Regions from separate parts of the Homo sapiens genome. Here region 1 is linked to region 2. A link is a loop called in an ENCODE intact Hi-C map of the cell type or tissue named here. Cell type or tissue: endothelial cell of umbilical vein. All regions are shown on one strand. Links, peaks and the distances in the headings refer to the core of each region. The heading gives the core; the rest is flanking DNA.

Region 1 (15,894 bases), core at 4,623-12,622, 330 kb before region 2:
TTTCTTCTGGATTATAAAGATAGCACATCCTTGGAATGCTCAATCAACACAGGGAAGTATAAAAAAGAATAAGAGATTAAAAAGTCACCATGTCTGGCTGTGCGCGGTGGCTCACGCCTATAATCCCAACACTTTGGGAGGCCGAGGTGGGCAGATCCCTTGAGGTCAGGAGTTCAAGACCAGGCTGGTCAACGTGGTGAAACCCCATCTCTACTAAAAATACAAAAAATTAGCCAGGTGTGGTGGCACATGCCTGTAATCCCAGCTACTTGGGAGGCTGAGGCAGGAGAATCTCTTGAACCTAGGATGTGGAGGTTGCAGTGATCTGAGATTGCGCCACTGCACTCTAGCCTGGGCAACAGAGTGAGACTCCATCTCAAAAAAATAAAAATAAAATGTCATCATGTCAAACATCTTGGAACACGTCCTTTGTGATATTGTTCTGTGCATAAATGTGCATAGATTATATTTTTTAACATTTTATATAAATGGGATACTACTATAAATGAATGATTTGTGACCCTTTTATCACTCTGCGATATGTCATGGAGCTCATTCTATACCAGTGAATTGATAAATCTTGGCTTCGGTTTTACAGACCCCACAGCATTCTTTAGATGACTGTTTCGTAATTTAACTGATATGCTATTGATGAACATTTAGAACATTTAGGTCGTATCCAATTTTTTATTGGCTACAATAAAAGTTAATCCAATCTTAAAGGTTTATCTAATCTTTGAACAATGCTGCATTGAACATCCCTGTACATTTGTCTTTGTCTACTTGTCTGCTTATCTTCTCAGGCTGTATTTTCTCAGAATAACTCTAAGAGAACATCAGACCAAAGGCAGACTAGAGTGGTATGCTGAATAAAAGAAAATTGGCCAAATCCAGCAGTCAATATAACAAGGAGTATATTTGTGTATGGGCAGAAAAACATTTCCCTCCCTGGCAGAGTGCCTACTCCAAAAGTGGGTGCTTGTACACTCCTTGATATAGTTTGGATATTTGTCTCTACCCAAATCTCATGTTGAAATGTAATCTTCAATGTTGGAGGGGGAACCTAGTGGGAGGTGCTTGGATCATGGGGGCAGATCTCTCATGAATGGCTTGGGCCATCCCCTTGGTGATAAATGAGCTCTTGCTCTGAGTTCACACAAGATCTGGGACATCTGGTCATTGACAATCGTGTGCATCTTCCCCACCCTTCTTGCTCCTGCTCTGGCCTGTGACATGCCTGCTCCACCTTCATCCTCCACCATGATTATTAGCTTCCTGAGGCCTCCCAAGAAGCTGAGCAGATGCCAGCACCATGCTTTCTGTAAAGCCAGTGGAACCATGGGCCAACTAAACCTCTCTTCTTTATAAATTACCCAGTCTCAGGTATTTCATTATAGCCAGGCAAGAATGGCCTAATACACTCCCGAACATTTTCTGACACACCCTCTACAGAAGGCTCCCAGGACTCAGCATTGGTGATACAAAGTGCTAAAGGCCCCACCCTCCATCCCCACCCCCGCCTCCCCACCACCAATAAAGCTCTGCCTCTTCCTTCCTGCATCCTGTACTACCATGTTTCTAGCCCTTCTTGTCCCTGAGAAACTGTCACTGCTATACTTGCTTTCTTCCTCTATAAAGTAAGGATGAAGAACCTACTTTCTGCCCTTCTACTCTCCATCCAAATTGCAGAGCAAACTCACACCATGTCAGTTGGTGCCCTAGTGCCCTCTGGGTTAGCCCATGTCAGCATTCCTGCCTTCTAGGAATGAGCAAGTCACAAAGAGCCCCAGAAGACCTGGAGGGCTCTGAGTTACATTGGAGATCTACCTTACATGGAGATTGGATTTTAAAGTCAGTTCATAAGCAAAAAACTCATAGCAGAGACTATTTCCTCCCCAACACTCATTCTCCCCTACTCACACGCTAATAGAACCCCAGGACTCTTCTGGGTAACAGTATGCCCAGTCTCCCTTGAAGCTAGGTGTGGCCAATGCTATATAGGCTGAAGTCATCGTTGGAGCTGCTGGGAAAGCATCTCAAAGGGGTTTACTTGACTGGGAGGGTCACCTTTGTGCTCTTTCCTCCCTTTCTCCTTCTTCCTGCCTAGAATGTGACTCTAAGATGTTACTGTAATTATCTTGGGTCATGGGTGGCCTTGAGTTGGAAAACATGTGCCAATAATAGTGTTGGGAACAGGCCCCCCAGAATCTGGCCATAAACTGGCCCCAAAACTGGCCATAAACAAAATCTCTGCAGCACTGTGACATGTTCATGATGGCCATGACGCCCACGCTGGAAGGTTGTGGGTTTACCTGAATGAAGGCAAGGAACACCTGGCTCACCCAGGGTGGAAAACCGCTTAAAGACATTCTTAAACCACAAACAACAGCATGAGTGATCTGTGCCTTAACGATATGTTCCTGCTGCAGATAACTAGCCAAACCCATCCCTTTATTTCGGCCCATCCCTTTATTTCCCATAAGGAATCGTTTTAGTTAATCTATAATCTATAGAAACAATGCTTATCACTGGCTTGCTGTCAGGAAATGCATGGGTAAATCTCTGTTCGAGGCTCTCAGCTCTGAAGGCTGTGAGACCCCTGATTTCCTACTCCACACTCTATATTTCTCTGTGTGTGTGTTTAATTCCTCTAGCGCTGCTGGATTAGGGTCTCCCTGACCAAGCTGGTCTTGGCAAATAGAAGAAGCAGAAGACAGGCAGAACCTGGATCTTTCACAGCCACAGAGTCACCAACCCGGACCATTTTTTTCTCTGGACATTTTTGTTGGAAAGATATCAAAATCCATCTTAAGTCACTAATTTGAGTTTTATATTATACGCATCTAAAACTAAACTTATATGCTCACAAATGATTAAAAGTACTCTTGAAATTTCCTTAGGAGAGCACCATGTTGAAGACAGTATCTCTCAGTAAGTCCAACAAAGCCAAGGTTTCCTCCACGATTACAACAGATTCATCTCTCCAGTGAGTATGAAATGAAGTAGATTGGTCATTTTAAAACAAAAACCAAAAAAAAAATGTTCAACACCAAAGCAACGAAATACTCATTCTGTGTACGGTTCATAAAAACTGAGACCTATTGAAGAAAGCCTATATTCTAATTTCCCATTCATGTTCACCAGGTCTGTAAGCACTGAGATTGGCAGGGTCAATGGTCCAGACCATTTAAGAGCGAGTGAGTGTGTGTGTGTGCTCCCACGTGCGTTTCTTTCTCTTTTATCCAGAAAATTGTTGAATGTCCAAAATTAAACATGTGCTTGATGAAATGTCGTTGTTTCCATAAGGAAATTGGTTAGTTATTAAATCAATGGATTATTTTTTTTGAAATCCCTAGAGAAATCTCTTCTTAATATCTATTCTATGCAGGTAATTAGTAGTTTTTTCTTTTCAAAATGGCATGCCCCAGTGTTCTCATTCCCAGGTGTTCAGACGGGGGGTCTTGGAGCTGAGCCCCTGGCCAAAGGGTTAGCTGAGAAGGGGCCAAATCTCCCTTTCAGCAACCTTTCCCTTTGGTTGCCTTCCCCAAGTATACATCTTGCTTAAACTCCTTCTGCAATATGCTTAACTATACCAAGAAGATGTGACCTCTTTGAAAAACAATTATTGAATATATAGCAGTCCCTCAGTAGAGTTGGGGAATTCATTTCAGGATCCCCTTGGATACCAAAATCCACACATACTCAAGTCTTGAAGTTGGCCCTGTGGAACCTGCATATATACAAAAAGTTGGTCCTCCCTATCCACGGGTTTCATATCCCAAGAGCACCATACTTTATTAATTTCTTTTGAGACAGGGTCTCGTTTTGTCGCCCAGGCTGGGGTGCGGTAGTGCAATCACAGCTCACCGCAGCCTCAGACTCCTGGGCTCAAGCAATCCTTCTGCCTCAGCCTTTCAAGCAGCTGGGAGCAGCTGGGACTACGGACACATGCCACCACACCTGGCTCATTTTTTTTATTTTTTGTAGAGACGAAGTCTTGCTATCTTGCCCAGCCTGGTCTCAAACTCCTGACCTCAATCCATTTTCCTGTCTTGGCCTCCCAAGGTGCTGGGATTACAGGTGGGAGACACTATGTCCCGCATATTAGTCTGTTCTTGCACTGCTATGAAGAAATACTTGAGACTGGGCAAATTATAAAGAGGTTTAATTGGTTCATGATTCTGTAGGCTGTACAGGAAGCATAACGGAAGTTTCCAATCATGGCAGAAGGCAAAGGGGGAGTGAGGCAGTTTACATGGCCAGAGCAACAAGGAAAAGAGAACGAGAGTGGGAGGTGCCACACACGTTTAAACAACCGGATCTCATGATCACTCACTCACTATCATGAGGACAGCACCAACGGGATGGTGCTAAACTCTTTATGAAGGGTCACCCCAATGATACAATCACCTCCTACCAGGCCCCGCCTCCAATACGGGGATTACGATTCGACATGAGATTCTGTGGGGACACAGATCCAAACCATAACACCCAGCTTTGACTTTCTATTTCTGTATTGCGGGCACTTGGTAAATATTTGCTGGCTGGATGCAGTGGCTTATGTCTGTAATCCTAGTGCTTTGAGAGGCCAAGGTGGGTGGATGGCTTGAACCCAGGAGCTCAAGCCTGGGCAACATGGTGAAACCCTGTCTCTACAAAAAATACAAAAATTAGCCAGGTGTGGTGGTGTGCCTGTAGTCCCAGCTACTTGGGAGTCTGAGATGGGAGGATCGCTTGAGCCTGGAAGGTCCAGGCTGCAGTGAGCCAAAATCATACCACTGCACTCCAGCCTGGGCAACAGAGTGAGGCTTTGTATCAAATATATATATTTGCTGCTGAGGTGAAGAAGCCTTCATCAAGTAGCATCCATTCTACCTGATGATACCAGGTATTCTACTACACAGCTGCTCTCCAGACACGAATTTGAGAGGATTTTACCTGCAGAGCCTGAAAGGGGCCCATGTTGCTTCACTTGGCCTTCCCATTCCTGCCTACCCCATATCTGATCCAGGCTATGTCCCTAAATCATACTCTTCTCTAGTCCCTGTGTTGTGGGACATGCTCCCCACAGTCTTCTCCGCATTTCCCACTTCCCCTCTGGAGAGAGAGGTGCTGTGTCCTTCTCTGGACAGGAGGCATCCGCAGAGCCTGGATGAGTGAGCTCCCTTTCTCAGAGCACTGCGCATCTTGAAGATATTTGTAATTTTACTCACAACTGGAGGATACAATTCATTGCTTTTAAATCAAAGTCTACCAGCTGACAGCGGACTCCAGAGACCATTTGTGCAATACTTAAAAGTAAAAACAAAGTGGAATTATTCCATTCTCACCCTATCTTCCCTCGCACACAAATATACACAGTCACAACTGAGTTGTTGGCTCTTGCTCTCAGACAGAATAAGCCACACCACCTCCTGCTTGTCCCCTGCACCACACCCCTTGATCTCTAAGGAGAGATGGTTCAACTCCTAAATAGGACATAGAAACTTTGTGGATGCAAATCAGGCCCAGGAAGACTGCAAGGTTAAGAGTGAAATGCTGCTGGCTACGCAGAGCTTGAGGGAGAGAGGCAACTGCAGCCAAGGAGAGGGATACACACTTACTCTCCCATGCAATTAATCATCTTTAAGCACAAAGGGATGGCTGCTGGGAAGATTAGGTGAGTCGCAGCAGCTTGCCTAGTCTCTGCTTCCCAGCTGGGGCCACAAGGTCAGGGCAGTCTGGCTAAGTACTCCCCCATGACTGGACCTTGAGGGACAGGGAAAAAGCAGATTGCTAATCGACAGGACAGATTGGAGAATGAGAGTGTCTACCCTGCCCATCCAAGGCTAGCAGGCACTATCCTGGGCAGAGCTGCTCTGTCCTTGACTTTCTGCATGATTTCTGCATGCAGAAGCTGAGTGAATGCTAATGCTCAACCACACTCAAGAGATTGCTTTCGAAACATGATTAGGTTCAATAATAACAAGTGCTGTCATATATTAAAGATTAATTACATGTCCCACACCTTACTAAGTTCTGGGTATATACAATCACAGTTAATCCTCACTGTAGCCCTTTGAGATGATACTTGTCTTATCACATTTTTTTATAGATTAGGAAAGTATGACACAGAAAGACTCAGTGAGCCCAAGGTTACTCAGTTGTTGAATGACGGATGCAGTATATGAACTCAGGCTGGTCTGATTTAGAAGCCACCATATAAAACTACCAACAACTGCCTCTCCCCAGAAACTGAAGGAAGCCTCATGAGATAAAGTTATTTTTGAGCTAAAAACAAGAAAAAATATTTTTTCTTGTAAACAAATAGTAGATTGTGTCTACTTCAGGGAAGATAACTGTAAAAATAAATAGCAGACAAATTTGTGGCTCAACTATAGCAGCAACCAATTATGTCATTTCTACATAGTCTGAGTTTTAGCCCCGTTCCCATTTGCAACTTCTTAGCTTCATAGACCTTTCTAATCCTGTGTATGTGTGCATACGTGCATGCGTGTGTGTCTGCTTGTTTTGTTTCCTTGTGTTTTCTGTAATCCACTGCAAATCTTTTGTGGAATAAGATGAGCAATAGAAACATGGAAAGGACAGGTGGACACACAGATAGACAGCAGATAGATGGATGATTGAACTAACAGATGGATAGATGAGTGGAAGGACAGACATACACAGGTCAACAGATGAAAAGATGGACAGGCAAATGAGCAGATGTGGACAGACAGACATATAGACAAATATAGATAATTGAGTGGACAAACAGGTAGATGAACAGAGCTTCCCAGACCCATGTATGGCCTGACCCTGACTAATACCCATACCAGCTGCCTGGACCCTCTGAGAGAATTACAATTGAACACAAGGTAACACCCCCACCAAAGGGCAGAGAGGCCTGGGAGGTCCTCTGAACTGATACCAAGTCGGTACCTGTCATTGGGAGTTAGCCTTCTCATTCCTGCTCAGCAAGGAGGGAGTAGGAATGACTTAATGTTACTTTTCAAGTCCATTTCCTATGCCAGGACTTGCCTGGCCACCCTGGCTCTTGCCTCCCCTAATTCTCTGTACTCCAAAGGGACCCAATCCTCTCCATATGGATGATGTTACCATATTTGGTGTTTATCTTCTATGCATGGGTTTTTGCACCTTCCCCCACTGGCCAACCCCAGCCAGATCATAAGTTCCCTGAGGGCAAGAAACACAACTCTTACCTCCATTTGTCCAGCACTTATTCAATGCACTACTGATTACATGATGGAAAACTGTCTCATGGAGCACATTATATAGGTGCAAATCACAGGCTTCTGTACTTAGGAAGTTTCTTTAGCCTCTGGGAGACACTGTCACAGAATATGTTCAGTTCTCAATGACATCGTCTGCAAGTAGCAACCACTGTTCATGAAAATATCTCAATGCCATGACAATGGCTTTTTATTTAGTGTTTACTAAGTGCATTATACAATAACAGTTATTAATTATAGAGTGTCTACTACTGATCTAAGTACCTTACATACAATAATTCAATCTTCATAAAAAACTATAAAACCACACTTTATAGGTAAGAAGACTTACAATGAGCAAGGTTAAACAACCTGCTCAAGGCCACACATCAGTAAGAGGCAGAGCTGAGATTCCAATCTCAATCTAATTCTAACTCTATGGTCTTGACCACCAAGCTGTGGGCCACTTTTGATGCTTCCAGTAGAGGGAGCCCTCCTGACCTTCTGGGAAGTCACCAGACATTAAGAGGGAAGATTCTAGCACTAAATGCCCACATCAAAAAGTTAGAAAGATTTCAAATTAACAACCTAACATCACACCTAGAAGAACTAGAAAAACAAGAGCAAACCAACCCCAAAGCTAGCAGAAGAAAAGAAATAACCAAAATCAGAGATGAACTGAATGAAATTGAGATGCAAAAATATACAAAAGATCAACAAAATCAAAAGTTCATTATTTGAAAGAATAAATATGATTGATAGGCCACTAGCTAGACTAACAAAGAAAAAAAGAGAAAGAGATGATCCGAATAAACACAATCAGAAATTACAAAAGGGACATTACCACTGACCCAACAGAAATACAAAAAACCCTTGGGGACTACTACAAACACATCCATGAGCAGACCAATAATGAGTTCCAAAACTGAAGCAGTAATAAAAAGCCTACCAACCAGAAATAGCCCAGGACCAGACAGATTCACAGCCCAATTCCACCAGATTTATAAAGAAGAGCTGCTACCATTCCTACAGAAACCATTCCAACAAACTGAGGAGGAGGTACTCCTTCCTAACTCATTCTATGAGGCCAGCATCATTCTGGTTCCAAAACCTGGCAGAGACACAGTGAAAAAAGAAAACTTCAGGCTAATATCCCTGATGAACATACATGCAAAAATACTCAACATAATACTAGCAAACTGAATCCAGCAGCACATAGAAAGGCTAATCTACCATGATCAAGTAGGCTTTAATTCCTGGGACACAAGTTGGTTCAACATATACGAATAAACAAATGTGATTTATCACATAAACAGAAATAAAAACAGAAACCACATGATCATCTCAACAGAAGCAGAAAAGGCTTTCAATAAATTTAATATCCCTTCATGTTAAAAACCCTCAACAAACTAGGCATTTAGGAAACATAACTCAAAATAATAAGAGCCATCTATGACAAACCCATAGCCAACATCACACTGAATGGGCAAAAGCTGGAAGCACTCCCCTTGAGAACCAGAACAAAACAAGAATGCCCATTGTCACCACTCCTATTCAACATAGTACTGGAAGTCGTGGCCATAGCAATCAGGCAAGATAAAGAAATAAAAGCCATCCAAATAGAAAGAGACAAAGTCAAACTATCTCTGTTTGTAGACAATATGATTCTATACCTAGACTTCAAACTATACTACAAGGCTGCAGTAATCAAAACAATAAGGTACTGGTACTAAAACCAACACATAGACCAATGGAACAAAGTAGAAAGCCCAAAAATAAAGCCACACCTCTACAACCATCTGAACTTCGACAAAATCAACAAAAACAAATAATGGAGAAAGGACTCCCTATACAATAAATGGTGCTGGAATAACTGGCTAGCTATATGCAGAAGATTGAAACTGGATTCCTTCCTTACACCATATACAAAAATCAACTCAAGATGAACCAAAGACTTAAATGTAAAACATAAATATAAAAACTGTGGAAAATACCCTAGGAAATAGCATTCTGGGTATAGGCTACAGAAAAGATTTTGTGACCAAGACTCCAAAAGCAATCGCAACAAAAACAAAAATGGATAAATGGGACCTAATTAAACTAAAGATCTTCTGCACAGTAAAAGAAACTACCAACAGAGTAAACAGACAACCTACAGAATGGGAGAAAATATTTGCAAAGTATGCATCTGAAAAAGGTCTCATATCAAGAATCTATAAGCTTAAATTTACAAGCAAAAAACAACCCCATTAAAGAGTGGGCAAAGAACATAAACAGAGTTTTCAAAAGAAGACAAATATGCAGCCAAAAAGCATATGAAAAAATGCCCACATTACTAATCATCAGAGAAATGCAAATCAAAACCACAATGAGATACCATTTCACACCAGTCAGAGTGGCCATTACTAAAAAGTCAGAAAATAACAGATGCTAGCGAGGTTGCAGAGAAAAGGGAATGCTCATACACTGCTGGTGGAAATGTAAATTAGTTCAGCCATTATGGAAAGCAGTTTGGAGATTTCTCAAAGAACTCAAAACAGAATTACCATTCAACTCAGCAATCCTATTATTGGGTATATACCCAAAGGAATATAAATCATTCTACCATAAAGACACATGCACATGTATGTTCACCGCAGCACTATTCACAGTGAGCAAAGACATGGAGTCAACCTATATGCCCATCAATGGTAGACTGGATAAAGAAAATGTGGTACATATACACCACGGAATACTACACAGCCATTTTTAAAAAATGAGCTCATATCCTTTGTAGCAACATGGATGGAGCTGGAGGCCATTATCCTCAGCAAACTAACAAAGAAACAGAAAACCAAATACTCCACGTTCTCACTTGTAAGTGGGAGCTAAACACTGAGTACACGTAAACACAAAGAAGGGAACAATAGATACCGGGGCCTACTTGAAGGTACAAGGTGGGAGGAGGGTGAGGATTCAACAACTGTCTATCCGGTACTCTGCTTATTACCTGGGTGATGAAATAATCTGTATACCAAACCCCTGTGACATGCAATTTACCTATATAATAAACCTGTACTTATACCCCTAAACCTAAAACAAAAGTGAAAACAAGTCACTAGAGAATTTTAGTGGGTGCCTTCTTCCCAGTTCTAACCACATAACCCCTGTCTCTGATCAGACAAGCACTGCTGGAGGCCAACACAGAAACATAGCTGGCAATGGCTCACAGGGCATTTCCCATCCAGTAATGACCTGTCTGCCTCTACTTAACTCCCAACACCACAGTGGAAAGGGCACCTGAGGGGAAAGTCAAGCCCTTTCCTGAGTTGAAAGCTCACAGCAACCATTCAATGGTTTTGTGACGTTGCACAAGTCACTTAACTTCAGCGAGCCTCAGATTCCTCATCTGCAAGTGGGAATAGTAGCATCCACCTGGGATACAACACAGTGATGTTGTGAGAGTGAAATCAAAAACAGAGAGTGGAAGATGCCTTGTAAAGAAGGGGGCTCTGTGTGCCTCTGCCAAAGCTGTTGGCAGCATCTCTGCATTGAGGCCCATTAGAAAGCATGATCTAATTGGGTGATTCAGACAGGCTTCCCAAATGCATTACAGATCATTGTTAGGAAATGCTAAGTGGTGTCTGAGAGTTCAACCAGCCCTAAAGGTTACTCTGAAAGCCTGTGAGTAAACCGCAGTTATATCACTTTGGGCTCCTGGCCACCTGGCTGTGTTGCTAGAAGTGCTTCAGGCTTGCTCTGTTCAGACTTGGTTTGACCACAAGCATATTAAATATTAAATCATGCAGAGGCAATGGCAAGGAAAATAGCTATGTCAGGTGTTAGTTACTCTGCCTTTCGTTGCTATTCATAACAGTTTCCTACGCATTTAGAATGCTCCAACTTCAAGCCTCAGGCTTAAAAGAAATGATATCAAGCCTAAAGGAACTTTGTCCTAATTTCACTGGAAATTGAAAGTAGGCCCCCAGACATTGACGCTGTGTTTCTTCATGCTCTTGACAAGGGAAGGGCTCCAGGACAGATGCAGGCCCTCTGCTCCTGGGAGAGAGGCCGCTGCCGGGATTCAGCCCCTAAGACTTCCTTCCCCATTCACAACAATGATCCCTGGTTCTTCCTCCACTCTTCAGGCCCTCACCTCTACAGCGCTGACCCTACTTCACCTAGAGCAGCACTTCATTTTTATTTATTTGTTCCTGAGACAGAGTCTCACTCTGTCACCCAGGTTGGAGTGCAGGGGCACAATCATGACTCACTGCAGCCTCAAATTCCTGGATTCAAGCAGCCCTCCTGCCTCAGCCTCCTGATTAGCTGGCACTACAAGTATGTGCCATCATGCCTGGCTAATGTTTTAAATTTTGTATGGAGATGGGGTCTCCCTATGTTGCCCAGGCTGGTCTCGAATTCCTGGGCTCAAGGGATCCTCCTGCCTTGGCCTCCCAAAGTGCTGGGATTACAAGCGTGAGTGAGCCATCACACCCAATCTACAGCAGTAATTTAATGAAGGAATGAAACAGCCTCACCAATAGAGGGACAAAGTGATAGGAGCCTTCTCCTGGCCTGCAAAAGCAGTACCCAATACCCGCTTTGGGGTAATCCTGCCCAAAGGGTTTCATCAACATTTAATCATGAGGAAGCAACCAGATAAATCTAGGATGTGGGACATTCTAAGAGACCATTGGCTTGGACTCTTCAAACATATCAATGTTAATTTCTTAAAAGGCAGGAGATGTATAGATTAAAGGAGACTAAAGAGACAATTACATGCAATGTGTGGGTGAGCCTTGATTGAATTTAGGCCCCCCCCAAAAAACAGCTCTTCGAATTCTTGGGGAACATTGGAGAAGTTTGAATATAAACTGCATAACAGATGATATTATTGAATGAAGGTTAGTTATCCTGGGCAGGGTAACGGTCATGTAGTTATGTTGGAGAATATCCTTATTCTTAAAAGATGCATTCAGGGGGAAGAGACATAGTGTCTGCAACGTTCACACATACAAACAGCTGATACTCATCACTGACATTCTATATTTGCAGATTTGCCTGCTTGCTAAAATGTATTTCAGAATTATAGCCCCCTGAATCAATATTCATAGGGCTTTGACGGTTACTTGCAGACATACAGAGTGATGAAAACTTTGAGTCATCCGATACAAACATTCTCAGATGAGGTCAAGGAAGGTTGATCAACACTCTGTCTTCTTGTTTCACACTGTAAACAAGTGTCCTTTCTGTGGTCTATTTAGTGGCACATTTTTTGCATTTTTATTTTTGTTGGTGATTTCACTACTTAAGATTGCCCCACGCACAAGGCTGAAGTGCTGTCTAGTGTTCCCATGAGCAAGAGGGCTGTGATGAACCTCATGGAGAAAACACGTGTTAGAGAAGCTTCGTTCAGACATGAGTCATAGCACTAACGGCCATATGCTCAGTGTTACTGAATCAACAATATATAATACATAAAGTGTCTTCAAACAGAAACACACACAAAACAAGCTTAATGAAAATGCCAGCAGAGGTTCTTAGCAATCTAGCCCTGTATCTCCCTTAGGAACAATGGTTCCATATTCTCTAATTCAGTGTTCACTATGACTCTCTAGAGTATAACTATACGTGAATAATGGGAATCAGTTGTGTGTGTGTACACATGTACACACATATGTACATGTCCATATATGTGTGTATTATATTCATGTACATAGTACAAATGTGGCAAGTGATGAATCTAGATAAAGGGCATATGGATGTTCACTGTTCTTTAATCTTTCTGTGAATTTAATTTTTTCAAAAAAATGTTGGTAAACACACACACATGCACAAACTTGATCTGTTAAGGGGTTGTAAGATCAATTTAGATGGTCTGACCTGCATTTTTTCAATAAAAGAGACTAGAATTGAATAGAACGTATCAGTGCTTCACATGTAATAAAATTAAGTACTTTTTATGAAACTTGTTTTCAGACAGCATGTAGATGTGTATTTATTTGCTGGATTGTGAAGTACAATGTTTTCCTTATTATGATTTATGGTTCAAAGAAATTTGAAAGTCACGAGCCTACAGGACCAAAGACATCCATCTGCCAGGTACCCTCTGTCATCTGCTCTTCTCTACAAGGTGTCTCTGCTCCAGGTCCTCCCAGCATGCATGTCCAGAGCCAGTTCTCTTCCCAGGCTGGCCCCATCGTGGGCTGTGGCTCCTCCCTCTCTGCTCTCACCCCGTCCATTATCCTCTGCTTCTCCATCACCCACCCCTTTCCACAGCTCCTTTCAGGCACCTATAGTCATGCTGTAGTCTCATGCTATCACTCCTGGGGCCAAGAGACCCTTTGCTATAGGGCTCCACTAACCTATTACTCAGCCATCATCAAGCCCTTGTGCTTATCTCTGATCAGTGCAACATGGAGACAGATATGGAGTCTATGAGAACAGAAAGGAGAGGAAATCAAGGAAAGCTTCCAGAGGGAGGTGCTATTTCTGGTGTCCGGAGTCTCCTTTACTAAATAACTAACAGAGTCCTGTATGAAAAATAAAAATGTGGAGTCATGTTAACGCCAAGAAAAGTGTCAGCCAGGCCAGGTGGCTCACGCCTGTAATCCCAGAACTTTGGGAGGCCAAGGTGGGTGGATCACCTGAGGTCAGCAGTTCAAGACCAGCCTGGCCAACATGGTAAAACCCCATCTCTACTAAAAATACAAAAATCAGCCTGGTGTGGTGGCATGCGGCTGTAACCCCAGGTACTCAGGAGGCTGAGGCAGGAGAATCAGCTTGAACCTGGGAGGCAGAAGTTGCAGTGAGCCAAGATTGTGCCACTGCACTCCAGCCTGAGCGACCAAGCGAGACTCCTTCTTAAAAAAAAACAGAAAAGAAAAGACAGGAGTCAGCATGGTAAAGGAGTGCAAAGACAAGAGATTCAAGGCAAAGGGAACAGCTAGCATAGAAGAGGGAAGTAGCAGCAAGAAGGGAATTGGGGGCAGGGGTGTCAGAAGTGGGATAACCCAATAAGTTAGGTTCCCTTCCTGGTGTCTCAGAGACCAAAAAGAATACTGTAGCTTCTTCAAGTTACAGGAAGCCACCAGTGAGTAGGACGGAAACCACACACTGATCTATTAACAGGCACTCAAGACTCAGGAAATAGAAGGTGTCTTGCTAATTGGGAAAATATTTCCTCATTTCAGCTTAATATGGTACTAGACAGCTCCGTGTAAAGTGTCTGTTCTTGAGATAGGTGTTTGCATTTCTCTTAGGCTCAAAAAAAAAAGTCAGCTAAAATAATGAATGTGAAGGACACATCTTGGAACACCAGACCCCCTTCTCCACCCTCAGCTCACGTCTGTCCCCAAAGCCTTCCGACCCCCAGCAGATGCCAGGATGTTCTTCTGGCCTGAATGTCTCAGGCTGGGGGAGGGAGACAGGAGGAGAGGAGGGAAGGGAGGTACTCCCTGTAGGAAAGAGGGTGATTCCAGGAGGAGGTAGAAGGAAGCACAGGGGCAGGGGGCAGGTGAGGACCTGGGATGGCCCCAGAGAAGTCCTAATTCCTCCTGTGCTTTCCCTGGGACCGAGGGAAGTCTAGGGTATAAAATGGAGAAAGATTGTAAATGAGGAGGGAAGGAATTGCGGACTCAGAGGGAGATATGACCTCTTGAGTAGCTCTGTAGCTTAGGGGAGGATGCCCTTGAAGGGATTCCATCCCGCTTAGCCCTGAAGCTTAGAGAAAATCTCTGAGCATAAGCTCAAAAGCATAAATTCTGAGGCAGGACTTGGGGCAAAGTGAGGCAAATGAGGCAGACAAGGCCAAGGCACAGAAGGGGATGTGTACCTACAAGGAGCCAGGACCTTATTCTGCAGGACGATGCTCTTGATCTTGGCTGGTCTGCTGAATTGCGAAGTAAGGTCTTTTAAAATATGCCATCCAGGCCCTGTCCACACTTGCCAAATTAGAATCTACAGGTACTCAATGACCTGACATATTTTATCTCTACTGTTAGGTTATGGCTCACTGAGGGAAGATCAGTGGGTTGTAAGAAATAGCTCGTTCAAGTAGAAAGGCTATCGGCCAGGCCCCATAGCACAAGATTGGCAGGGGAGCCCCATGAGGACAGCGGTGCTTTCCTTTGCCCACTCCAGGCCACATGATCCTGCCTTGGCTTCTTTCTGTGGGTTTGCTCCCCTGTCCATCTTCAATGCAGATTTCCCTAAATCTTACTGCTTATCTTCAGCTTGCACACAGCTATTGCTCCATATAACATTTTAATTCAAGAGCTCACTGCCATCCAGCCATGGTTCCTGAGTCTCTTGGTAGGAAGTATTTAGAGAGAACCATTGGTTTCTGTCCAGCTGATGGACTAGCTATCCTGGGTCAAATCACTTAGGAATTGGAAATGGAGTAAGAACCAGATTCTTATAGAATGTAAGTGCCCACATAAGCCCACCCACTTCAGCGGAGGTAATCAGAGCTGAGAAGACAACATAAACCACTCTCATTACAGCCCTGCACAGACAGTATTCTATAAAAGCAGCAGAAAGTTGTAGCTTAGAAAAATTCGGCCTTCTTAGAAAAATATACTGTCTTCACAAATTACTGAAATCATGAAGAAGAGTATAAATTGTGCTCTGAAGGTGGTTAGATGAAGTCAAACAGAAAGCTACTGAAAGCACAGAAAAAATGAGTTGGTTGCACAATGAA
Region 2 (15,894 bases), core at 5,095-13,094:
CCCATATTTCTTGGAGGCTTTGCTCATTTCTTTTTATTCTTTTTTTCTCTAAACTTCCCTTCTCGCTTCATTTCATTCATTTCATCTTCCATGGCTGATACCCTTTCTTCCAGTTGATTGCATCGGCTCCTGAGGCTTCTGCATTCTTCACGTAGTTCTCGAGCCTTGGTTTTCAGCTCCATCAGCTCCTTTAAGCACTTCTCTGTATTGGTTATTCTAGTTATACATTCTTCTAAATTTTTTTCAAAGTTTTCAACTTCTTTGCCTTTGGTTTGAATGTCCTCCCGTAGCTCAGAGTAATTTGATCGTCTGAAGCCTTCTTCTCTCAGCTCGTCAAAGTCATTCTCCATCCAGCTTTGTTCCGTTGCTGGTGAGGAACTGCGTTCCTTTGGAGGAGGAGAGGCACTCTGCTTTTTAGAGTTTCCAGTTTTTCTGTTCTGTTTTTTCCCCATCTTTGCGGTTTTATCTACTTTTGGTCTTTGATGATGGTGATGTACAGATGGGTTTTTGGTGTGGATGTCCTTTCTGTTTGTTAGTTTTCCTTCTAACAGAGAGGACCCTCAGCTGCAGGTCTGTTGGAGTACCCTGCTGTGTGAGGTGTCAGTGTGCCCCTGCTGGGGGGTGCCTCCCAGTTAGGCTGCTCGGGGGTCAGGGGTCAGGGACCCACTTGAGGAGGCAGTCTGCCCGTTCTCAGATCTCCAGCTGCGTGCTGGGAGAACCACTGCTCTCTTCAAAGCTGTCAGACAGGGACATTTAAGTCTGCAGAGGTTACTGCTGTCTTTTTGTTTGTCTGTGCCCTGCCCCCAGGGTGCTGCCTACAGAGGCAGGCAGTCCTCCTTGAGCTGTGGTGGGCTCCACCCAGTTCGAGCTTCCCGGCTGCTTTGTTTACCTAATCAAGCCTGGGCAATGGCGGGCGCCCCTCCCCCAGCCTCGCTGCCGCCTTGCAGTTTGATCTCAGACTGCTATGCTAGCAATCAGCGAGACTCCGTGGGCGTAGGACCCTCCGAGCCAGGTGCCGGATATAATCTCGTGGTGCGCCGTTTTTTAAGCCCGTCGGAAAAGCGCAGTATTCGGGTGGGAGTGACCCGATTTTCCAGGTGCCGTCCGTCACCCCTTTCTTTGACTCAGAAAGGGAACTCCCTGACCTCTTGGGCTTCCCAAGTGAGGCAATGCCTCGCCCTGCTTCAGCTCGCGCACGGTGCGCGCATCCACTGACCTGTGCCCACTCTCTGGCACTCCCTAGTGAGATGAACCCGGTACCTCAGATGGAAATGCAGAAATCACCCGTCTTCTGCGTCGCTCACGCTGGGAGCTGTAGACCGGAGCTGTTCCTATTCGGCCATCTTCCGCATTATATTTTTTAAAAGTATTACTTTGAGACAGAGTTTTGCTCTTGTTGCCCAGGCTAGAGTGTAATGACGTGATCTCTGCTCAATGCAACCTCTGCCTCCTGGGTTCAAATGATTCTTCTGCCTCAGCCTCCGGAGTAGCTGTGATTACAGGTGGCCGCCACTACCCCCAGGTAATTTTTGTATTTTTATAGAGAAGGGGTTTCATCATGTTGGCCAGGGTGGTCTTGAACTCCTGGCCTCAAGTGATCCGCCTGACAGCCTCCCAAAGTGTTGGGATTATAGGCGTTAACCTCCACACCTGGCTATTTTTTTAAATTAATAAATGATTGTTAAAGCCCTAGAAATCAAAGAAGAGTCTGTGCTCAAGAAATATTCAAAATCTAGAGGAAAGTTGAAATTGGAGAAGTGAAGATGGATGTGGATAGAAGGCTTTTTAAGCCACCCAATAGGTGTTGAATAAAATAATTCAGGAACTCAGTGAGCAAGTCTTCAGTGATAAGAACTGAACTCAGTCTGGAGAAAATTCGAGGTTGAGGATCAAAGGGAAGAAGGCTCTTGGTGAGTTTTAGCATGTAGAAGAGAGCCAGCGAGGAGGGTGGCCACTGTGAGAGCTGAAAAATGAAGTTATCAGGCAGCATTTGAGACAGGCTTATAGTTTGAGTTAACCTCCCGAATAAATGCCAGAGGAGAACGCTACATTCGTTTTCAGAACTGAATGAGTATTTCATTGAAATGTACCAGTCAATTCTTTGTGCAATTCTTTGTCATTTATTAGAAATTTGAAGAGAGAAAGCGTTAGTAACATTTTTCAGATGCTCTGTGTGGGTTATTTGAATGGCTTTGTAGATAAAAATAGATCTGGGCCGGGCATGGTGGCTCATGCCTGTAACCCCAGCACTTTGGTAGGCCAAGGCGGGAGACCACCTGAGCCCAGGAGTTTGAGACCAGCCTGGGCAATATGGTGCCCCGTCTCTATTAAAAAAAAAAAAAAAATCTGATTCAACTTCCTTATGATTCTTTATTAGATTTTTGCCTGTGTGTAATTAAAATGAAAATTGCGTTTTCAACAGAAAATTACTGTAATTATATTTTGCTTTTAGACTAGTAGATTCTATCAAATTAGAGCAAATAGGGCAAATGATCTTTATGAAAAGGCCCAGATACTAAACATTTTGGACTTTGCAGGCCAGTTGTCTCTGTCCCAGCTATACAACTCTGCTGTTGTAGTGCATAAGCAGCTATATGTAAATAATGAGCATGTTTGTGTTCCCATAAAATTTTATTTATGGACACTTAACTCTGAATTTCATACAATTCATGTGTCACAAAATATTCTTCCTCTGATTTGTTTAAAAAAAAAAGGTAAAAAACATTCTTAAATCACATTCTGTACAAAAACAGATGGGAAGCTGGGTTTGGCCAACGAGCCTCCTGAGTTAAAGGTTTTTAAAAACTAATGTTCTCCTAAGGGCCAGTGCTGTGTCTTTCTGTCTGGATGACTATTAATATTTTGATGTGACCCTAGGGAGGTCTTATTTTGTTATAATGAAGGGATTTCTTAGATACTTGAACAACTTTTGGCAGTGGTTCTCACACTAGCGTGCATCAGAATCACTTGGAGGGCTTGTTAAAACACAGATTGCAGGGTGCCCTCCTCAGGTTTCACATTCAGTAGATCTATGCAGCTGCTCAAGAATGTGCATTTATGGCCAGGTGCGGTGGCTCAGGCCTGTAATCCCAGCATGTTGGAAGGCTGAGGCGGGCGGATCACTTGAGGCCAGGAGTTCGAGACCAGCCTGGCTAACGTGGTGAAACACTGTCTCTACCAAAAATACAAAACTTAGTTGGGCATGGTAGTGCACACCTGTAATCCTGGCTACTAGGGGGGCTGAGGCTTGAGAATTGGCTGAACCTCAGGAGGTGGAGGTTACAGTGAGCTGAGATCATGCCACTGCACTCCAGCCTGGGCAACAGAGCGAGACCATGCCACAAAAAAAATAAAATAAAATAAAATAATTGCGTGTTTTAAAGGTGAGTCTGATGCTGCTGTTTTGGGACCACACTTTGAGAATTGCTCGTTTGGGTCTCACTCCAACCCAATACTGTGGAAATAACACAGTTGCTTCTTTTACTCAGTGTCCTTAGAGTAACTATTGACTTCTACATAGTTTCTTTGAGACCTTTGAAATTCGAATGGCTCAAAGACCAAAGATATTTGGAACAAAATTCATAACTTCCCCATCTATTGTAGTATTTTTCCTTCATTACTTTCTGTTTTTAAACACTTAAAAACTAGAGATTCATTTATAACAGTATTAGAGAATGAAATGCATCTAGTAGAAATATAAATGATGGAATATATGTATATATATTAGATACTCATGTATCAGTTTGAAAAATAGTATGTTGCCAGTAACTGGCACTGCATGTTCCTCTCCATCACGTCATCCGTTTCTTAGCTTTTACTATCTGTGTTTGTATCTACAACAATATAATGTCTAGTTTTGCCCACACATGAACTTTATACAACTAGTTTTTTTTTTGTAATTCGTGATGAAGTTCTCAAAACATAATTTTATTACACACACATGCACATCCATTTTGATGAATATAGCTGTGGTTCATTTTCACTGCTGTATTTATTTTATGAGTGCACTACAATTTATCAGTTCCCCCAATGGTGGACATTTGGATTGTTACCAGTATTTTTTTTTTTTTTTTTTTGAGATGGACTCTCACTCTGTCGTCCAGGCTGGGGTGCAATGGCATGATCTTGGCTCACTGCAACCTCTGCCTCCTGGGTTCAAGCAATTCTCCTGCTGCAGCCTCCCAAGCAGCTGGGATTACGGGGACCCACCACCACACCCAGCTAATTTTTTTTATTTTTAGTAGAGACAGGGTTTCACCATTTTGGCCAGGCTGGTTTTGAACTCCTGACATCAAGTAATCCACCAGTCTTGGTCTCCCAAAGTGCTGGGATTACAGGCATGAGCCACTGCGTCTGGCTATAGGATTGTTACGAGTATTTTTTAAAATCTTTAAACAATATAGCCACAGATATTTTTGTCTTCTATTCATGTTTTCTAGTGAATAAGCACAACAGTATTTCTACAGCAGAGACCTAGGGAGGGGAGTTGTCTGTCATTATGGAATATGCACATCTTCAACTTTACTATGTAACCATCAATTGTTTCCTAAAGTAAGGCTATATCCACATCTTCGCCACACTTCATATCACTAAACTTTTCAATTTCTGCCGATTTGATAGGTTTAAGATGACATTGTGCTTTTATTAATAATTTGCATTTTGTTAATTACTAATATAACATAATTTTTCTTTAAAGGCCTTTCATGTTTCATTTTCTTTGAAATAACTTTTTTTTTGCCTGTTTTTTATTAGATTGTTTATCTTGATCCAGTTAATTCAGATAATTTCTTTCCATTGTGGTTACTAATCTTTTGACATTTAAATGTTTTAGAGAGATTTCCTTCCATGGCTTACCTTGTCTCTTTGGCTTTTTATGGTGGTTTTTTTTTTTTTTTTTTTTTGGATAGGTAAACGTTTTACAATTTCTTGTAGCTTAATTTATAAATTATTCTCCTCATAATTTGTGGGGATTTTTTCTTGTGTGTGTCTTGTTTTAAGAAATTATTCTCTCACTTTATGTCATGAAGATATTTTCCTATATTTTCATCTAAAAGTTTGGTTATTTTTACATTTAAATCTTTAGTCCAGCTATAAATAACTTTTGTGCATGGTATGAAGTATGGATCCAATTTTATTTTATTTTTTTGTCTAGATGACTAGTTGTCTTGATACTTTATTTAACAGTTCATCCTTTTCCTATTGATCCCATTGCCATTTCTTTCATATTTCTTCCTCTGTTCTGTTATACTCTCATCTGTTGCATTGGTCAGTGTTTCTATCCCTGTGTCAATACTATTCTGTCTTAATTACTACAGCCTTTGCTTTTTAACAAGTCTTGATATCTGGTTGAGCTTTCTTAAAAAGTTGCTACACCTTGTTTGTAAAATAGGCTCCTGACTAGTTTTGGTTCTTTGTTCTTCTGCATAAATTCGTGTAACCTGTATGGGAAAAAATACTTTGGGGACTTTTGCTTGGAAATGTATTAACAGATTAATTTGGTAAGAAATTACAGCTGTACGGCCGGGCACGGTAGCTCACGCCTGTAATCCCAGCACTTTGGGAGGCCAAGGCAGGCAGATCACGAGGTCAGGAGATCGAGACCAGCCTGACCAACATGGTAAAGCCCCGTCTCTACTACAAATACAAAAATTAACCGGGCATGGTGGCGTGTGCCTGTAATCGCAGCTACTCGGGAGGCTGAGGCAGGAGAATCGCTTGAACCCGGGAGGCGGAAGTTGCAGTGAGCCGAGTTTGCGCCATTGCACTCCAGCCTGGGCAAGAAGAGTGAAACTCTGTCTCAAAAAAAAAAAAAAAAAAAGGAAAAAAAAAAAAGAAAGAAAAGTAATTACAGCTGTACAATATTAAGCATTCCTAATCATGAATATGCAGTGTCTTTCCACCAAGTCTTCCTTGATGCCATTCAGTAAAGTTGTTTAAATTTTTGCATTAAGATCATGTATTTATTTTGTTAGATTTATTATTAATCATCTTTTTGCTGTCATTTTCAGAGTTACATTTGAAAACTATTTCTGGCTGGTGTAGAGAATGCAGTTGATTTTTTTTTTTTTTTGCTGACCTTAAATTAAGGAACCTTGTTTCATTCTCACCGTTTCTAATAATTTGTGAAGTCTTTTGGGCTTTCTACACAGACTTTCTTCATTTTCTGCAAATAATTATAGTTTTCAGTCTTCTCCATCCATAAAACTTTTATTCTGTTTCTTACTGAGTTGACTGGCTGCAATTTCCAGTCCCATGTGGAACATAAGTGGTGTCTCATTTCTTTTCTTGTTTGAGATGGGGTCTCACTCTGTCACTCAGGCTGGAGTGCAGTGGCGTTATCTTGGCTCACTGCACCCTCCATTTCCCAGGCTCAAGTGATCCTCCCACCTCAGCCCCCTGAATAGCTGGGACTATAGGCACATGGCACCAGCCTAATTTTTAGTATATGACTTTTATCAGATTTATGAAACTTCCTTTTACATACATATACATATTTTTCTAAGAGTTTTTTCTTTTTAAATAAAAAGAGGGTTTTAAATTTATTAAACGCAATTTCTGAGTATATTGAGGTAACCAACCGTGTGTGTGTACTTTAATTTTTTAATTTTTAAAACTTTTTTGTAGATGATGCTACTAAAAATTTTATTTAAAAAATTTATTTTTAATTTTTGTGGGCACATAAGTATATATTTATGGGGGACATGAGATATTTTGATACAAGCATGCAATGTGTAATAATCACATATGGAAAATGGGGTATCCATCCCCTCAAGCTTTTCTCCTTTGTGTTACAAATAATCTAATTATACCCTTTTAGTTATTTTTAAATGTACAATTAAATTATTATTGATTATAGTCACCTTGTGCTGTCAAATACTAGGTCTTATTCATTCTTTCTACTTTTTTTTTTTTTTTTTTTACCCATTAACAATTCTCACCTCCCAACCTCCTGCTTCCCCACTACCCTTCTTACCCTCTGGTAACCATCCTTTTACTCTCTATCTCCATGAGTTTAATTATTTTTATTTTTAGATCCCACAAATCAGTGAGAACATACAATTTTTGTCCTTCTGTGCTTGGCTTATTTAACTTAACATTAGCCATCTCCAGTTCCATCCATGTAGTTGCAAATGACAGGATCTCATTATTCTTTATGGCTGAATAGTACTCCATTGTATGCAAGTACCACATTTTCTTTATCCATTCATCTGTTGATGGACACTTAGGTTGCTTCCAAATCTTGGCTATTGTGAGTAGTGTTGCAGTTAATATGGGAGTGCAGGTATCTTTTTGATATAATGATTTTCTTTTTGGGGGGTATATACACAGTAGTGGGGTTGCTGGATCATATGGTAGCTCCATACTGTTCTCTATAGTGGTTGTACTAATTTACAGTCTCACCAACAGTGTACAAAGGTTCCCTTTTCTTCACATCCTCACCAGCATTTGTTATTACCTGTCTTAATAGGATAAAAGCCATCTTAACTGGGGTAAGATGATTATCTCATTGCAGTTTTGGTTTGCATTTCTCTGATGCTCAATGATGTTGAGCACCTTTTCATATATCTGCTGCCATTTGTATGTCTTTACTTTTAAAAAAAAAACTGTTGGCTGAGTGCAGCAGCTCATGCTTGTAATCCCAGGAGGATTGCTTGAGCCCAGGAGATCAAGACCAGCCTGGGCAACATAGTGAGACCTCATGTCCCACCCTCCCCAACCAAAAAAAAAAAAAAAAAAGAAAGAAAAATTAGCCAGGTGTAGTGAAGCACACATGTGGTCCCAGCTTCTCGAGAGGCTAAGGTGGGAGGATTGCTTGTGCCTGGGATGTTGAGGCTTCAGTAAACCATGATCATGTCACTGCACTCCAGTTTGGAGGACAGAGCAAAACCCTGTCTAAAAGAAAAATGTTAATATACTAAACTAGACAGATTTTTTTTTTTAGATGAAGTCTTGCTCTCTTGCCCAGGCTGGAATGTGAGTGGCATGATCTTGGCTCACTGCAGCCTCTGCCTCCAGGGTTCAAGCGATTCCTGTCTCAGCCTCCAGAGTAGCTGGGACTACAGGTGCAGGCCACCACGCTCGGGTAATTTTTGTATTTTTAGTAGAGATGGCGTTTCCCCATGTTGGCCAGGCTGGTCTCAAACTCCTGACCTCAGGTGATCAACCCCTGGCCTCAGCCTGCCAAAGTGCTGGGATTACAGGTGTGAGCCATGGCCTGTACTAGATAAATAGATTCTTTAAAGTGTTAAACTAGGCCGGGCGCAGTGGCTCATACCTGTAATCCCAGAACTTTGGGAGGCCAAGGCGGGCGGATTACCTAAGTCAGGAGTTTGAGAGCAGCCTAGCCAACATGGGGAAACCTTAACTCTACTGAAAACACACACACACACACACACACACACACACACACACACACACACACACACACAAAATTAGCCGGATGTGGTGGCATGTGTCTGTAATCCCAGCTACCTGGGAAGCTGAGACAGGAATCGCTGGAATCCTGGAGGCAGAGGTTGCAGTGAGCCAAGACGGCGCCATTGCACTCCAGCCTGGGTGACAGAGGGAGACAACATCTTAAAAAATAAGTTCAACTAGGTTTGCGTCCCTTATTATATATTCTAACACATAATTTAATATATATTCTTGCTATAACTTGATATATATTCTAACCCATGGCTTACCGCTTCACAAATCCTGAGCCTCCTGTGTTGTGAATATCCAGCTCATGTGATTTTTATGTATCTCACCCTCACTACCCTTCAGTTGCTGCTGCCTTCAGCTAAAATACTGTCATCTAATCTCATGCCGCCACCTGGTGGCAAAGCTTGGAAATTTCTGACGTCTCTTCACCTTTCTTTCCCTGTTAGGGAAACTCATACATGCAGTTTTCTCCTTCAGTTCTATTCCCTCTCTTGTGCCTTTCATCTATTAACTTTACTCCCAAATCCTCCTTTCTCATGCTCTCCTAAATTTTCTCATTATTTTCATGAAAAATAATTCTCTTCCTTTGCTCTCTCTGCTCCTTTATGAGTCTAAATCTACATAAATAGTACTACTAGTTAATCACAGTGAGAATAATATTACTAGTGACTATGGAAAAACTACAGCTATACATTTTGAAATGACATTTCTTTTTTTTTTTTTTTTTTTTTGAGACGGGAGTTTTGCTCTTCTTGCCCAGGCTGGAGTGTAATGGCCCGATCTTGGCTCACCGTAACCTCCAACTCCCAGGTTCAAGCGATTCTCCTACCTCAGCCTCCTGAGTAGCTGTGATTACAGGCATGCGCCACCATGCGCGGTTAATTTTCTTATTTTTAGTAGAGACAGGATTTCTCTATGTTGGTCAGGCTGGTTTCGAACTCCCGACCTCAGGTGATCTCTGCCTCGGCCTCCCAAAGTGCTGGAATTACTCAGCCTGAAATGGCATGTCATACAATAAAGTGCCAGCCAGACTAACCTTCAAAGTCTTTGAAAATAGTTAGAATTCCCTTTAAAATGTTCTTAAATTTCAGGTACTATTGAACCATCGAATTATTTCTGGCCAGGTTAACATCAAGCTCAAGTATTAAAGAAGAATTATAAAACCATTAATAAATGTCATTGTTTCTATGTTCCTTTATTACAATCTTTGACAAATTTGGAGTTTCTACTGTATTTTACTGCAAAGACTCAGCTTTTCATTATGGGTTAAACTGCCTAGAAACAAAATCACTCTTCATGACGTGGTTTCCATGGGAAACAGCCCACCACAGCTGCCCTTTTGGTTCATAACTCATTCGTAAGATAGAGATTGCTAGTAACTGCATTTCTAATTGTTTTACCCACAAGGTTAGAAAATACTGTAACCAGTATTCTCCCCAGTCAGGGAACTGACTCATGGATACGTTTGGCCAGTTTAGCAGTTTCTTTGTCAAGTTAATTCTGACTTTGTTTTATCTCTAAGGGATATATCGGAGAATGGCAGGTGAGTCAGCTGAGGAAGACAGACCAGAGAGAGTAGGGCTGAAATTGACCTCTTTAATTCCGGCAATGCCAACGTGTCTGCAGAGGAGGTAGTTTTCATGGTTTGTTTGTCTTAACCTATCCAGTCTTTTAGTAGGCAGGTACTGAGAATTTGCTTATTCAAAAACATAGCAACTATTGATTTCAGAGTAGGCACTATAAAGTATTTTGGATCCATTAGTCTGGTTGCTACCTGAAAATAACTTTAACAATGCCTCGGTTAATCAAAAGAGAACTTCACATAAAATATAAAATCTGGTAGAACACATTACTGAATGACATGAAGTTCTGATTTTTATGGCTTTAAGACAAGACCTACTATTCTAAATAATAGGTCTTATTATTGAAAGAGACTAGTTAGCTTGTGTAGAGTTGCTGCACTATTTGAAGTCTAGCATCTATTTAAAAGGAAGGTTTAAAGTTATTCTTATTTCCACATTCTAATCGTGGAGTTTCAAAGGTGGACTGGAAAAAAAAAGAGGTTAAAGATTAGGCAGACAGTTTGACAATAACAGGCCCTACATAATCCAGGCTGACAAGAGCGCCCTGATGTTGCAATGTGCTGAGCAAGTAGTCAGCCTGCCCATTCAGCTTCCTACTGTGTTCTTTTGCTAAATGCTTTCTAATCTCTTAATGTCTCTTTTGAAAGGTGGGGACCCAAACTGTATGCATTGTTCCAGATGCGCTCTTGCCAAAGCAGCATAAAGCAAATGTAACCCTTAGGAAGAAGGCTCCCTCCCTCACTAGGTAAGTACAACTGGCAGCCGTGGCCAGGGCCAGCTCACCTGCCCACTAGACCTGCCACACCTTCCACTGCCAGGATGCTGGTGGGACCTCATAAAATCTGAACCTGTTCATCCACAGGACCTGTGGATTTCAAGTCAAAGGAACTGACCAAGAGCAACCTCTATCTTTACAGCCTCTGATTCCATCCCTTCCAGGTTCTTTCCCAATAGTTTGCATCTCTTGGGCTCTTTGCCAATCAAGAACATCATCCTCCAATTTAATAATTTTGAGGTGAGCTAGAATTTATTAAAATGATGTTTTACCTGTAATCTTGGTGAGCTGATTGGACCTCCTACTTTAGGGGATTCTCTTACCTTTAGAAAGAGCCCTCTCTAGCATTGAGAATGAAAGTATTATGGTGCAAGTTCTCTTATGACACTTCTGTTCTGCTGGGAGGTTTTTCTTCTTTTTAAAAAATCCATATTCAGGCCTGGTGCGGTAGCTCATGCCTATAATCCCAGCACTTTCAGAGGTGGAGGCAGGTGGATCACCTGAGGTCAGGAGTTCGAGACTAGCCTGGCCAACATGGTGAAACCCCGTCTCTACTAAAAATACAAAAAAAATTAGGAGTGGTGGTGCATGCCTGTAGTCCCAGCTACTTCGGAGGCTAAGGCAGAAGAATTGCTTGAATCCAGGAGGCACAGGTTGCAGTGAGCCGAGATGGCACCACTGCACTCCATCCTGGATGACAGCGAGACTCCGTCTCAAAAAAAAAAAAAAAGACGTATTCAGATTTACTTAAAAATGAAGTTTTGTACATGCACATTGAGTAGAACAGTGGCCCCCAACCTTTTTGCACCAAGGACTGGTTTCATGGAAGACAAATTTTCCATGGGCTGGGAGTGGGGTTGGGGGGTGGAGGGGATGGTTTTGGGGTGAAACTGTTCCACCTCAAATCATGAGGCATTAGATTCCCATAAAGGAGCGTGCAACGTGGAACCCTCGCATGCACAATTCACAATAGGGTTCGCTCCTTTGAGAATCTAATGCTGCTGCTGATCTGACAAGAGGCGGCGCTCAGGCCATAATGCTTGTTCACCACTCAGCTTTTGCTATGCCACCCAGTTCCTAACAGGCCACACGCCGGTACTGGTCCTCGGCCCAGGGATTGGGGATTCCTGGAGCAGAAGAATTAAAGAATTGGTTAATAAGCTAGGTTAATATAGTATTATGTACTGACCTGAATTTGGTAATATTTAAAAATCATTTTTCAATATGATTACCATGATAACAGGTTTTTAAATTCTTTTTTTTTTTGGCAGAGACTATTTGACTCATCCCATTTGTGAATAAAACCACAACAATGTTGTTTATGTTGTAAATCTTGAGTTCCCCCAACTTGCTGATTAAGCCTCCCAAAGTTCTCTAAACCTCCTTCTAGCTAAAGGTCAATATATTTGAGATAATATTTAAAGATGTAGAACCAATGTTCTTTATAGAAATATTATGTTTTAGACTTATTTATGTGACAAAAAAATGGTCACATGTGTTCATTTAAGGTGGGGAACTTTTAGAAGCAATTTGCTTCTTTGGCCTTGAATTTGGCCTGCCCTGAAATGAGTTTAAGGTCGTGCAAGATTCTCTCTGATATTTCATGACACTACCAAAACACTTTCATTGTTTCAAAGTCCACTTGAAATGCTACGACACATCCATCATCATTTGCTCTCACTCTCTTTGAAACGGGTCTAGCTGAGAATCCAGCTGGTCTTATTTCTGATATTTGAGCTAAAATCCTGGGTTAAAGCACATTCTTAATGTGCCATAGATTGCCGCAAACAATACTCTTCTTAGCTATTTATCTTTAGCCATTTCTTCCAGTGCAGAAATTCATTCATGTAACTCTTTCCATTTTGTCAACTCGTAAAACTCCCCAAAGTAAAATCTACCTGATCTTTTATGATTTTTCCTCCTTGATTTTCATCTGTTAATGTTCTTTTTAGAGCAAATCCTTTGAGTGAGTTTGACTCTGAGCTATTGTCGTCAGAAGTAGGAAAAGAAAGTTTCTGCATGAAAAGTCAAGATCAAATGACAGAAAGAGATTTTGAATTATCTAGACATGAATTTATGAAGGGATCCACAGAGTTGGTGATTGCCACATCCTCCAGCTTGAGGTGTCACATAGTTGGCACCCTTGGAAGAACTGCTGGGCCTCTCCATAGTTGATTATAAAATTATTGACCCAAGAGAAAGAACAGGGACTCTTGAGTGATGTTCTGGTCCGTCTCCCACTGCCCCCAGGGCTTCTCCACAGCACTGTCATCCTATCTTCCTCGTGACTAGGGGCCTGTAGGATTATGGTGACATTAAGGAATTAAACGTGACATCTAAAGCCATGCACAGGCCAGGCGCTATGGCTCGTGCCTGTAATCCCAGCACATTTGGAGGCTGAGACAGGTGGGTTGAATGAACTCAGGAGTTTGAGACCAGCCTGGGCAACATGGCAAAACCCTGGCTCTCCAAAAAATACAAAAAGTTATCTGAGCATAGTGGCACATGCCTGTGATCCCAGCTACTCGGGAGGCTGAGGTGGGAGAATTGCTTAAGCCCAGGAGGTCGAGGCTGCAGTGAGCCAAGATCACACCCCTGCACTCCAGCCTGGGTGGCAGAGCGCGACCCTGTCTCAAAAATAAAATAAGCCATGAACAAGATAGAACTGACTGGTTTCCACATGAATAGGACCCCTACAGCCTTGGGACCAGACTGTACCCAAATTACTAATCAACCCCAAAGCCTGGCACAGTCTGGTGTATTTAGAGTCATGGGCCTTTTTTCTCAACCTTCAGACCTTTCTCTGAGGCTCTGAGCTGATTTTAGCTGAGGAGGCCAGAGTAAACCCAATCTGCAGGTCCTCCCTCCTGGATTCCTGAGTTGGGAAGGGGCCTGAGGTGGGTCAGACGGAGCTGGTGTAAATAAGGTGAACTCATTCCCTAAGCACACACGCCCTGTGGCTGCTCAACAATTTCTCTTGGGATTCACGTCACTAAGGTGTATGTGACTGTGACATGAAAGAGAGAGTGTTTATACCGTCATCTTATATCCACATCATAATTCTGGATCAGAACATTGCAAAATCTATATGTGAGACTCCTTTTGAGGCCAAAAGTAATTCTAACCAGGCTGAGGTCAGAGTGTAGAGTTTGTGGACGCACCTTTATTTTGATACAATCTGTACATCATTACATTTCCTCACTGGCATTCCATTCCCCTTCATCACTCAACCATCAACTAACCATGACTAAATGTTAACTTACAAAATGTGCAAAGACATTCAGGGTCATGCCTTTTCAACTGAATGTTGATAATACGAGTGTTCAAGTTGAGTTTTCTTCTTTCTTGCCTGACTTTCCTATTCACTTTCTGTGTCTTCATGCAGGCCCCTGGCTACTGACTTATGGGAAGCTTTAGGATAAGGACATACCTGGTGTTCTGAATGTGTATATCCCCCAAAGTCTGCAATCTCAGCTGGAACTGGATGGACCAGTATTCCATTACCCAGGGCCCTGGCTCATGGTTCTCTCCTCTTCTCAGTTTACTGTTGGATTTCCCTTTCTTGCTATTCTCTTTCTCTCCAGACCCCTCTCAATTGCCTTTCCTAAAGACAGACCTTAGCAAGATGGGCCAGGACTTGGGACTTCGCACAGCACCCTGCAGTCCCAAGCCAGCATCTACTGCACCCCATCTTCAGGACTCTATCCCCCAAACATGCTGGAAGGCATCAGCTTATGAGAACCCACTTTTTTCTGCATGACTAGCTTGTAAGGAAGAATCTATGGACAGGATTTCCAAGAATTTCCCACTTTTTCAAAAAATGTATGTGACTTATATTTGGCTTCAATCCAAGAGCAAACTCAGTGGTGAACAGCTCCATTTCTGTGCACATGTTGGTGGAATCTGCAGAAATCGATGCAACATTTCTTTCCTGTCTGGGCTGTTTGTATAATTGTATATAAATGTAGCAATAAATATATTCTAACATCAGCCTGAGCCTTACTGCGCACTTGATTCTGCATCCTGGTGGTAGGCGGTGAATATTGCTTGCCTGCCCCATCTCAGGTTCCCATCTTCTCTGATTTCAGTTACTTCGGACCTGGCCAGTGTTTGGAGAAAGAGGGTTGAGGAGAGTTCAGTGGCAGAGCTGGGATGTGAAGCAGCATTATTAATTCATAAGATGGCACTAGTCCTGGCACTTTGAGGTGTTTTGAATGTCCAAGGACCGAAGCTTAGAGGATTGGGTGACAGTTTGTGACATGAGTCAGCTGCATTAACAGTCACTCTGGCTGGGCACGGTGGCTCACGTCTGTAATCCCAGCACTTTGGGAGGCTGAGGTGGATGGGTCACGAGGTCAAGAGAGCGAGACCATCCTGGCCAACTTGGTGAAACCCCCCTGGGCATGGTGGTGTGTGCCTGTAATCCCAGCTACTCGGGAGGCTGAGGCAGGAGAATCGCTTGAACCCGGGAGGTGGAGGTTGCAGTGAGCTGAGATCGCACCACTGCGCTCCAGCCTGGACGACAAAGCGAGATCCTGTCTCAAACAAAACAAAACAAAACAAAACAAAACAAAAAACAACCAAAAAAGTCACTCTTACAGCCTTCAAGAGCATGTTGTGCTGTGATTATTTGACAGGTATCTGCTGGGCACGAAGTTACCCCTTAAAGATTTTCTGAAAAACCCCACAAAATATGCCAACATGACATAGGATTTTCCATCTGTCACTGATGTTTTTCAAGGATATTAAGTCTAGTTATTTTAGAGACAACCTCCTCCTACAGGGGACACTAGGCAGATACAATATTGTTTGTCTAATATCAAGGAATATTTATTCCCAAAGTGGTCTCTTGTAATTTATGTGAAATCTTTGGTTATCAGGCACTTTTATAACTTAAAGGATAACCACATAGTTGTGGTTTCTTATCAAATTATGGTTTCTCAGTCCTCTCCTTGATTATAAGTGGAAGTTGGCATAAAATCATTCAGTCATAAGACCTGGGAATGCAAGAAACGAAAAGTTGTAATATCCGGCTGGGTGCAGTGACTCACCCCTGTAATCCCAGCACTTTGGGAGGCTGAGGTGGGCGGATCAGTTGAGGTCAGGAGTTCC

The links. A loop is a pair of places that touch in the nucleus more often than their neighbours do. Peaks named below come from ENCODE experiments on the same cell type or tissue, not always from the same donor. Only the 100,000 strongest peaks of a DNase experiment are listed, where the experiment ranks them.
Region 1: it touches region 2 in a loop (7-fold over the local background); 2 of 110 quality-filtered maps call a loop at or near these places.

What each region holds. Positions count from the first base shown.
Region 1 is chr11:110,521,037-110,536,930 of GRCh38, reverse strand. No RefSeq gene overlaps it. Among named protein-coding and RNA genes, the nearest start is that of FDX1, 99 kb to the right of the region's middle. In endothelial cell of umbilical vein, for the core only: a CTCF peak has its summit at 7,680 (motif pointing right); no DNase peak of the experiment used is centred there; H3K27me3 peaks cover 161 bases.
Region 2 is chr11:110,194,439-110,210,332 of GRCh38, reverse strand. It overlaps a transcript of RDX not described here. Among named protein-coding and RNA genes, the nearest start is that of RDX, 94 kb to the left of the region's middle. RefSeq lists a silencer at 9,775-10,069. In endothelial cell of umbilical vein, for the core only: a CTCF peak has its summit at 8,830 (motif pointing left); a DNase peak (open chromatin) is centred at 8,802; H3K27ac peaks cover 810 bases.